Regions from separate parts of the Homo sapiens genome. Here region 2 is linked to region 1. The links are chromatin contacts, found by Hi-C or POLR2A ChIA-PET in ENCODE. All regions are on one chromosome and are shown on one strand. The core of a region is the stretch at or near the end of the contact, and the rest is flanking DNA. Distances in the headings are between cores, read along the strand shown. Region 1 holds the start of UBR7 (ubiquitin protein ligase E3 component n-recognin 7). Region 2 holds the start of UNC79 (unc-79 subunit of NALCN channel complex).

Region 1 (4,664 bases), core at 1,061-3,560:
GTCTTGCTATGTTGCCCAGGCTGGTCTCAAACTCCTGGGCTCAAGCAATTCTCTGCCTTGGCCTTCCAAAGTGCTGGGATTACAAGCATTAGCCACGACACAAGCCAGCACTTCTTTCTTAAAGTGATAGGAAGTCTGAATTTGTCAATCAGCTGTGAATAAATGGATCTGTTTAATCATTTTAATATGTGAAAACACAGGAGCATATGTACAGGTTTATGTAAGTAACATCACACTTTCATCCTGGAAAATGTTTGTAAATCTACCAAAGAAAGAATCAACACATGCAAAGAATCCCTTTGATTTTTAGGAGATGCCTGCTGAAGTATTTAGAGGTATAGTGTCATCGTGTCTGCAACTTATTTTTAAATAGTTCAAAATTTTAAAACAGCAAATTTTAAGTAGAAAAGGAGATAAAACAAATGTGACAAAATGTTAAAAAGTGAATATGTAGGCTGGGCACGGTGGCTCACGCCTGTAATCCCAGCACTTTGGGAGGCCGAGGTGGGCAGATCACTTGAGGTCAGGAGTTCAAGACCAACCTGGTCAACGTGGTGAAAACCTCATCTCTAGAACACCCCATCCACTAAAAATACAAAAATTAGCTGGACGTGATGGCGGGCGCCTGTTATCCCAGCTACTTGGGAGGCTAAGACAGGAGAATCACTTGAACCCAGGAGGTGGAGGTTGCAGTGAGCAGAGATCATGACATTGCACTCCAGCCTGGGTGGCAAGAGTGAAATTCCATCTCAAAAAGAAAAAAAAAGTGAATATGTATAAGAGGTATAGTTACCTTCCTCTAGGAAGGAGGAAGATAGATAAGGAGGCTTCCGGGATGCCAGTAAGGTTCTATTTCTTTTTCTTTCTTTTTTTTTTAAAGTTCTATTCCAATAAGCCTTTTGCACTCCTAATGTTCTATTTGTTGATCTGGGTTGTGGGAACACGCACACTTTCCTTTCAAGCTGTGTACATGATTTGTGCAAATTTCCGTATTTTTTTTTTTACCACAAAGAAAATATTAAGGAATCCATTTTATAAAGGTAACTACACTTCAAAAATAGTTTACATATAGACATAACTTTTTTCTTTTTTTTTTTTTTAAGTAAAGCAGGGGAAAAATTGTTTTAGTGGTGACCAAAGGTTTTAAAATACCTGGGGCTATGTCTGGATACCAGGTTTATTCAACAATCTAGCACTTTGCAGTGTAAACTAACCTTGGTCAACAACGAGAACTGGTATTATGATCTCAGTTCATACCACATAATGAATACAAGTCTCTCCCCTCATCTCCCCAGTGTTCCAATCCACCCCTCTTCCTAGGTAACCCTTCTTCCTACCAATTCTCATCCTTTGTCAGTCTTCTTCCTACCCATCCTTTTCCATTTTTGTACCTCGAAGTGTAGGGTGAGTCACTAAACACCACATCACACCCCCTCAAACACTTGCTCACTCACAACGTCTTCCAAATGCCAAACAGATCCTTTTCTCCTCTCTCCCCTCCCTTGCCAGAGCCACTTGCTGTTCTGTTTCCGGTCTATTTCCAGGGGAGGGGGGCAGACTGCAGATAGACATGGGTACTTGCTTCATTTTGCCAAAAAAAGAAAGAAAGAAAAAGTACTAGCTAGCACTTGTCCAACTAAATTGCAGAGGAACTAGCTGTCAAGGAGCTCACCGCAAATCCCTATGGATTTGAAAATCTCTTTAACCTGACTCTCCCATTCGGTCCCTAATAAATAAATAAATAAATAATCTTAGGATGGGAAAATCAGGGACAAAGATGTCTGGATCTGAGAGGTCGCGGGGTGGTTTCGTGAAAAGCAGTGGTGCACCAAGAAGAGGCTGGAGAGGACGGACAGAGCAGCTGCTCCAGGGCCCTTCCTGGCGGGCCGGACAGAGTTGGAGACAGGGGAGAGGGGGGCCCCTGCTGGACACAGGCTGAAGGGGGCCCAGGAGGTTGGGGTTAAAAGGGAAGGGTGAGCTTGGGGTGAGGAAGCGGCAGACTAACGGCGGCCCCGGACCACCACTGGGGAGACGACTGCGGCAAGGCGGGAATAGGGACAGCCGGGCCGGGAAGGGGAGGTTCGGCGGGAGCCGGGGGAGAGGAGGCCCGGGCCGCGCGCCCACCTGAGAGTAGGAGCACTTCTCGGAGTCGCTGCCGCCCAGGACAGCGCACGCCTCATTCTCCAGCTCCTCGTCCTCCTCAAGGACGTCGACCAACGATACCACGGGCTCCAGCTCCGACTGCCGCCCAGCGGCGCCCTCGGCTCCGGCCATCCTCAACTGTCAGCCGAACAGCGGCTCGGCCCCGGCGGAGGCGGGAAAAGCGGCCGTGAGGGGCGTAGCCGGAGGAGGTGGGGCCCGAGTGCCAGGAACCAATGACAAGGAAAAAAAGCGAAGGAAGGGGGAGGAGCGACTTCCGACAAACGGATGTCACTCCTCTCCCTTCTCCCGCCTGCGCCGGACGCGGGCTGATTTCCGCCTCCGGGTGGCGCTTCCCGGTGTCGTGTTCTGGAAGCTTAGCGGTCACCATGGAGCTGCTGGGAGAGTACGTCGGGCAGGAAGGGAAGCCGCAGAAGCTGCGGGTGTCCTGTGAGGCGCCGGGTGACGGCGACCCTTTCCAGGGCCTGTTGTCTGGCGTGGCCCAGATGAAGGACATGGTAACGGAATTATTCGACCCTCTGGTACAGGGGGAAGTGCAGCACCGGGTGGCGGCGGCTCCAGACGAGGACTTGGACGGTGAGCTCTGAGACGGTGCTGCAGTGACCGGAGGACGGGGCGGGCGCCCAGGGGAAATTGGCTTGGGGAGCCCGTGTAGAGTGGCAGACTTGGACAAAGTGAGCCTCGAGGAAAGAAGAATTGCATCTAAAAATTTTTGGCGGGCTAGGCGAAGTGGGGCTCACGCCTGTAATCCCAGCACTTTGGGAGGGCGAGGCAGGAGGATCACTTGAGGTCAGGAGTTCCAGAACAGCCAGGGCAACATATCGAGACCCCGTTTCTATTATTATTTTTAAAATAATTTAAAAAATAAAAATTGTTGGCATTTATCACTATATTTATTTGGGCTGCTTCTACTCAAGCGTTTCCACAACTCATCGCTATTTCGTTTATTTCACAAAAAAACGTGTCGAATGCCTACTATTATGTGCCAAACCCTGAGCTGAGCCCTGGAGGAAGAATGAGGTGAATGCGACTCAGTTCCTGCCCTTGTGAAACACAAGGGGACTAGACAGGCAGACACTCTTATTAAAAGTGGAAGTGGTCCGGGCTGGTGGCTCACGCCTGTAATCCCTGCACTTTGGGAGACCGAGGCAGGCAGATCACGAGGTCAGGAGTTCGAGACAAGCCTGGCCAATATGGTGAAACCCTGTCTCTACTAAAAATACAAAAATTAGCTGGGCGTGGTGGCATGCTCCTGTAGTCCCAGCTACTCTACTCGGGAGGCTGAGGCAGAAGAATCGCTTGAACCCTGGAGGCAGAGGGTGCAGTGAGCCGAGATCGCGCCACTGCACTCTATCGTGGGCGACAGAGCGAGACTCCGTCTCAAAAAAAAAGAAAAAAAAAGTGAAAGTGGTTCTGTGGTCCTCTGTAACTGTTGCAAACCCAGACACCCTAGGAAGTCTTCAGAAAGGATAAGACTTTTGAGCTGGGTGTTGAATAAAAAGGAGTTTTATCAGGTGTGAAACTACAGACATACTTGGAAGAGTACAATCTATCGCAGAGTAGGAACAGGTTCCAAAGACTGGGACAGACTTCATTTTATCACGTATTAACTCCCAGAGACTCCCTTGCCTTTCCAGTTTTGTAGGTGCAGTTTGAAAGTAGAAACATGAAGTTTAACTGCATTATTTTTAAAAAATTGCCTCGAATGCAGAAATAGGCAGGTACTTTTTTTTTTTTTTGAGATGGAGTCTAGCTCTGTCACTCAGGCTTGAGTGCAGTGGCACAACCTTGGCTCACTGCAACCTCTCCCTCCCCGGTTCAAGCGATTCTCCTGTCTCAGCCTCCGGAGTAACTGGGATTACAGGCACCCGCCCCCACTCCCAGCTAATTTTGTATTTTTAGTAGAGACAGGGTTTCACTGTGTTGGCCAGGCTGGTCCCGAACTCCTGACCTCGTGATCCACCCGCCTCAGCCTCCCAGAGTGCTGGGATTACAGGCGTGAGCCACCACACCTGGCCAGGCAGGTACATTTTAACCGTCCTGAGCTGAAAAACCCAAGAACTAGATATTAGAGTCAGGATTTACAATTATGTAAGAAGAGCTTAAACTGTACTTTCCTTCCATCTTGGGAAATACATCTTGATAATATGGATGTTGGCTATAATCAAAAAGAACAATAACAAGTGTTGGCTGGAATGTGAAGAAATTGGAGACCTTGTACATTGTTGGTGGAAATGTAAAACAGTGTAACCACTGGGAAAAAGAGTTTGGTAGCTCCTCAAAAAGTTGACATGAAGTTACCATATGACCCAGCAGTTCCACTGGTAGTCCTCCCAAGAAAACTGGAAACGTATGTTCACACAAAAACTTACGCATGAATGTTGATAACAGCAGCATTTATAGTAGCTAAAACGTGGAAACAACAATTGGCTGGGCTTGGTGTTGCGCCTTTAGGAGGTGGGAGGATCATGTGAACCCAAGAGTTTGAAGCTGCAGTGGGCTGA
Region 2 (4,664 bases), core at 662-3,161, 220 kb before region 1:
ATTACTTACGTAATATGTAACTACACAATCAAATGACAGGTGGTGTTTTTTCCTTTAAAAACCATACTATAATAAAACCACTTGGCTTTATTATAATATCAGGATGTGATATTCTCAAGTGGGAGGTTCTACATGGACTCAAACTATGTTACCATTCCTCAAAACAGAATGCACCCAATTTTTTTCAAAAACCTCTGTAAAAGCAAAACTTAATTTTGAATGTAGATTTAACTTTCAGAAACATGCAAAAAAAATCACAAGAGAGCTTCCTAACTATTTAGAGGAGATGGACTATTTAAAAGTGGGCAATGCTTGTCATTATCATAGCCATCATTTATTGAGTACATTCTATGTGCTAGGCTCATTACTAAACCTTTTATATGTATTCTCTCATTCCCCACAACAACCCCATCAGCATGATTAGCCCAGGTTTACAGATGAGGAAATAAAGTTCAGAGAGGTCAATTATCTTGCCCAAGGTCAAACAGTAGCAAAACTAAGATTGAAACTCAGATCTTCCGGATTCCAAAAAAACATAAAGAAGTAAAAGCACTGGGTGGTAGGTGGGCATGCACAATTTCTAATGAACCATCAATCTGAGAATTCTATAAGCCTTCAGTTTATTTAATTTATCTGGTGAATAAATGACATACTGCATTTTATCATATATAAGATATTGCCCTCAAATAATGAGACTACTGTTTTGTGTGTCTCAAAAACCGGCTTTAGTAGCCATTCCAAAGAAGAATTACAAAGACTTTTAAGTAGTGACAGCATTATCCATATAACGTGTACTGCTTTGGAAGAAAGGAGTCAATCTAGGTGAATAAGTTCTGGTATATTGTTAAAAATTCAAACTTACTGCTTAATAAAAACGTCTTTTATTTACAATCTGAAGTTTAAGCTCCTGAATCCCTCAAGCCCTCAAGTGTACTCGGAAAAAGGCTTCACATTGATCAACCTACCAAGCACACACCGAAGGCCTACTAGTGCGCACTGCAATAAGACAGACTATGGGAACCATATTAGAAACTTACTCCATCCACAAGGAGTTAGCAGGTTGCTTCCAACCACGCACACAGTCAGTCATTACTGGGACAACCAAAATCCTCCGGTGCTATGGGCTGCCCTACAAAGGAAGCCTGCTCTTTGGAACAATAATTAGATCAATTAGGTCATTTTCCCAGAGCTCCTTTCACTTTCTTGTAAGCACCGCATGGTTGTGGTTGGTTTTGACATTGGTGTTGGCATTAGTGAGTTAATTTTCCTCTTGCCTGGCTCCCTGCTCCCTCCCCCTTCTCTCCCTTCTTGCCTCTTCCACCCGAAGTGGAAACTGCAGACTCAAACTCCCCTATGGCTCCAGCACCAAGAACTGGGCATGCTCAGAAGGCCAGGCAGGCTTTGGTTGCAACTGACAGTTCCCCGCCCCTGATTTGCCGCTACCCCCCTTCCCCCACTCCAACAAGAGATACTGAAATGTTTATCTGAAAGATACGAGGCCTCTTTTTCCCGAGAATGACCCCATTTTAATTTCATTTCGCAGGGTCTCTGAGTCTTGAGAAACCCCCGCTGGAGCCCGAGGAAGACCGTATTATTTTTCAGCACCGGGGACAGCGCCGCGCTGCCATTAACGTCCACCCTCCCCCACCTTCTCTCTCCGCCACCCCCCACCCGCCCCAACCTCAGCCCCCACCCCCGCACCAGCACAATGCCAAGGTCTCCCAGCAGCCGCAAACGCCGCAGCTGCAATAGCTCCCAGCCGAGGCCGGGCCGGAATGCCGGGCCGGCTGCTACTTACACTGCTCCGCTTTGGTGGACATGGTGCTGTCCAGTTGGAAAGGCTTTGCCCCAAAATCTGTGTCGTGTGAGCTCCCTCGCTCCGCCAGCGATGTTGCGAGGAAAAGAGTGCATACCCCCCACCCCCCACCCCCTCGCTTTCCCCCTCCCTTAGGCCCGTGTCGCTACCATTCGGACAAAACGCACATCAAATTGCAGAATTCGGTCCCGGAAGGTTAGGAAATCGCCCCCGGAGAAATGGGTGGGATTTAATAGGCGGCCAAAGGCTTCCTGTCCGTCCCCTCCTGGAGCTGCCCGCGTTGATGTGGGCGGGGAGACCGAAAGGAGAGAGCAGGCTGCGGCTCCTGGTGAAATGGGAAAATGGGCTCGACCGGGGGAGGAGTATTTCCATTCATAAGGCGCACGGAGGGGACGGGTGTTTCCCAGAGAAAAGCCTCTTAAAGCGCCGGAGTCCCCGACCATTTGGATCTCCCATTGGCGTTCTCCGGGCCTGTAAATCCTGCTCCCGGAGCAGCCCCCGGAGCCTCAGCAGGGTGACCAGAGAGGGACCCAGGTGCGTCCCACGCTTCGTCTCAACCTCGGGGAGGAAGGAGAGGGAGGCGGATCCGGGGCGGGCTGGAGCGCCGGGGCCGGAGGGCGCGAGGATGTTCCTGAGGACCGCGAGGAAGAAAATGCAGGAGGAACCCTCAGCATGGCTTCCCTGTGCGCTGCGGTCCCTGCCCTCGCCTCCCCTCTGCGATGGGCTCTCCTGCTGATGATTGGGGATGGGAGGTCCCACTGCCAGGGGGCTGTGACAAGACTTTAGAAGTTGGGGCTGAAGGAAGGAGGAGATGTCCACGGATGGTGAAGCTGGAAGGGCCACAGAAAAGGAAGATGAAAGACTGAAGACAGGAAGACCCCAGGTGTGCTCCCTTGCAGCCATCCCAGCTGGACAGGGACACATTAGGAAGCCCCTCGACTGGAAAACCGAAGGCAGCGGGAAAGGAAGGCAATAGACGAGGGCATCGTGCATATTAATAGGAAGATATCCAAAGAATCCACTACAGAATGGAGAGACACTTGGAGTCGGGAAGAACCAGATTCAAGACCCACTTTTACCACTTACTCACTCAAGGACCATCTTCTAATCTCCCTACACCTCCGGTTCTTTATCTGTAAAATGGGAACATTAAAACCTTGCCCTGTCACCTGAAGAGTTACTGGGCAGATCGAATGGATGCGCAAGTCCTTGTAAACTAAAAGTACGGCACAATCCCCAACCATTATGTCCATTCTTCATTCAAATAGTTTAATTTGTTAAAGCTGAGGGGCATGGTCATAGCAGGTTAATTTAGTAAAAGTTACAGGAACAAAACGGTAAGTGTTGACAATGACTTTTAATGCTGATAAATCAATGTTTTCCACCTCAGAGAATAAAAGATCCTATTTAGGGAAAGAATTTTAAATTCTGTGTAATATATCAAACTATTCAGGTGAAATCTTGGACAATTAAGAAAAATATTATGAACAAACATCAAGGAAAGATGCTTCTGAGTAGCAAATAAAAAAATCTACAAATAACAGGGAAACTGCCCATAATGATGCACACACAGCACTCAAGTTTCATGGTATTTGCAAAAATGTTCATAAAGGGTTAGTGAATTGGCTCTTTGGGTTGCATATGTGATTGGACTCTGACATCCTGCTGATTGGCAGGTTGCTCTGGCTAATCAGCTATCATTCCATGTCATTGTTCATTCCCAAAACCACATCCCAAAGAGAAGTTCCATTTATTAGTAAAAGATAAATGATTATGTGAAGCATGATGCCAAAGAGTTCGTTCTGAGTAAAAAGAAATTGGAATCATTCTAAAGAAAATATGAATATAATGAACATTCCTGAGAAGATGACAAACACTTTGTATGACTAAAAGAAAGCTCAATGGGTTATTCAGAAAATTCTTGGAAGCCTGAGGCTTTGATAAAGAAAACAGTAATTGGAAATTAACACACATGAAAAAGAGGTGTCTTGGATAATACAGAAACAAAGGACAAAGTATGTGTTGGAAACCTATTATCCCTTTATCTGCTTAACAATCTTTCATTTGTCATCAATTAACCCTCCCGTTACTGAGTTAAGGGAGAGTATAATGGTGTTAAGTCATGGACTGAGGAGTTAGACAGCCTGGGTTTGAATTCCAGCTTTGCCTCTCATGATCTGTGTAACCTGGTGCAAGTTACTTAACTTCTCCATGCCTCGACTGCCTTACCTGAAAAATGGTCATATCATAGTCACATTAAAGGTTGTCAGGAATAAATAAGTATATATATGAGAATCTAGAACAATGACACATATGAGTGATGGCTGCTATTAGCATTACTGCTGAAACTCCTCAAATGCACCCAATCCATTCAGGTTAGTTCTGATGCTTCGGAGCCTCCAAAGCCTGATAGCACCCATATAATTGAGACTCTAATCATCAACCTAGGCACTCACAGCTTGAGCCTTCTGACATGCCCATTAACTCACTAACCTGGGCCATATCCATTACTCAGTTTCACCATTCCGACATATGGCCTTACTACTTCAATGAACTCCCTCACCTTTCCTTCTGTCTCCACCTATCTCAATCCTTCCTGCTTAGTTTTCTTCTATTGCAGAGGTAGTGCCTCTTCTCATTGCCAGATGCAATGCCTTTTTTTCCAAACCTATGCCTCTAATTATAAACATTTCTACTTATTCTAGAATTTGCTATTTTAATTATCTTCTTTTTCCCAGCATTTTAAGTCTCATCTTTTCAATGGATTTTCCCATCCTGCTTGCAAACATGCATAAATTTTTCATCCTCAAAAAGCTGTGCCTATCATCTTACTGAATAAGTGGCCTCC

The links. A loop is a pair of places that touch in the nucleus more often than their neighbours do. ChIA-PET counts read pairs that join two places held with the same protein, here RNA polymerase II (POLR2A). Pooled maps may share reads with other maps.
Region 2: a loop to region 1 is called in a map of posterior cingulate gyrus, with 14 times the contacts of the local background. The contact joins the promoter of UNC79 here to the promoter of UBR7 in region 1. A Hi-C loop is called at or near these places in 2 of 168 maps with a recorded cell type or tissue (both posterior cingulate gyrus) and 3 of 50 pooled maps. POLR2A ChIA-PET finds 5 or more read pairs at or near these places in 1 of 52 experiments (WTC11).

What each region holds. Positions count from the first base shown.
Region 1 is chr14:93,204,902-93,209,565 of GRCh38, reverse strand. UBR7 (ubiquitin protein ligase E3 component n-recognin 7) reads right to left here and starts at 2,310. Exons shown (of 11, transcript NM_175748.4): 1 at 2,125-2,310. The coding sequence starts at 2,274. GON7 (GON7 subunit of KEOPS complex) reads left to right here and starts at 2,501. Exons shown (of 2, transcript NM_032490.5): 1 at 2,501-2,736. The coding sequence starts at 2,529. RefSeq lists an enhancer at 2,405-3,264.
Region 2 is chr14:93,428,186-93,432,849 of GRCh38, reverse strand. It overlaps UNC79 (unc-79 subunit of NALCN channel complex), which reads right to left and starts at 1,911. Exons shown (of 52, transcript NM_001395159.1): 1 at 1,799-1,911. The coding sequence starts at 1,820.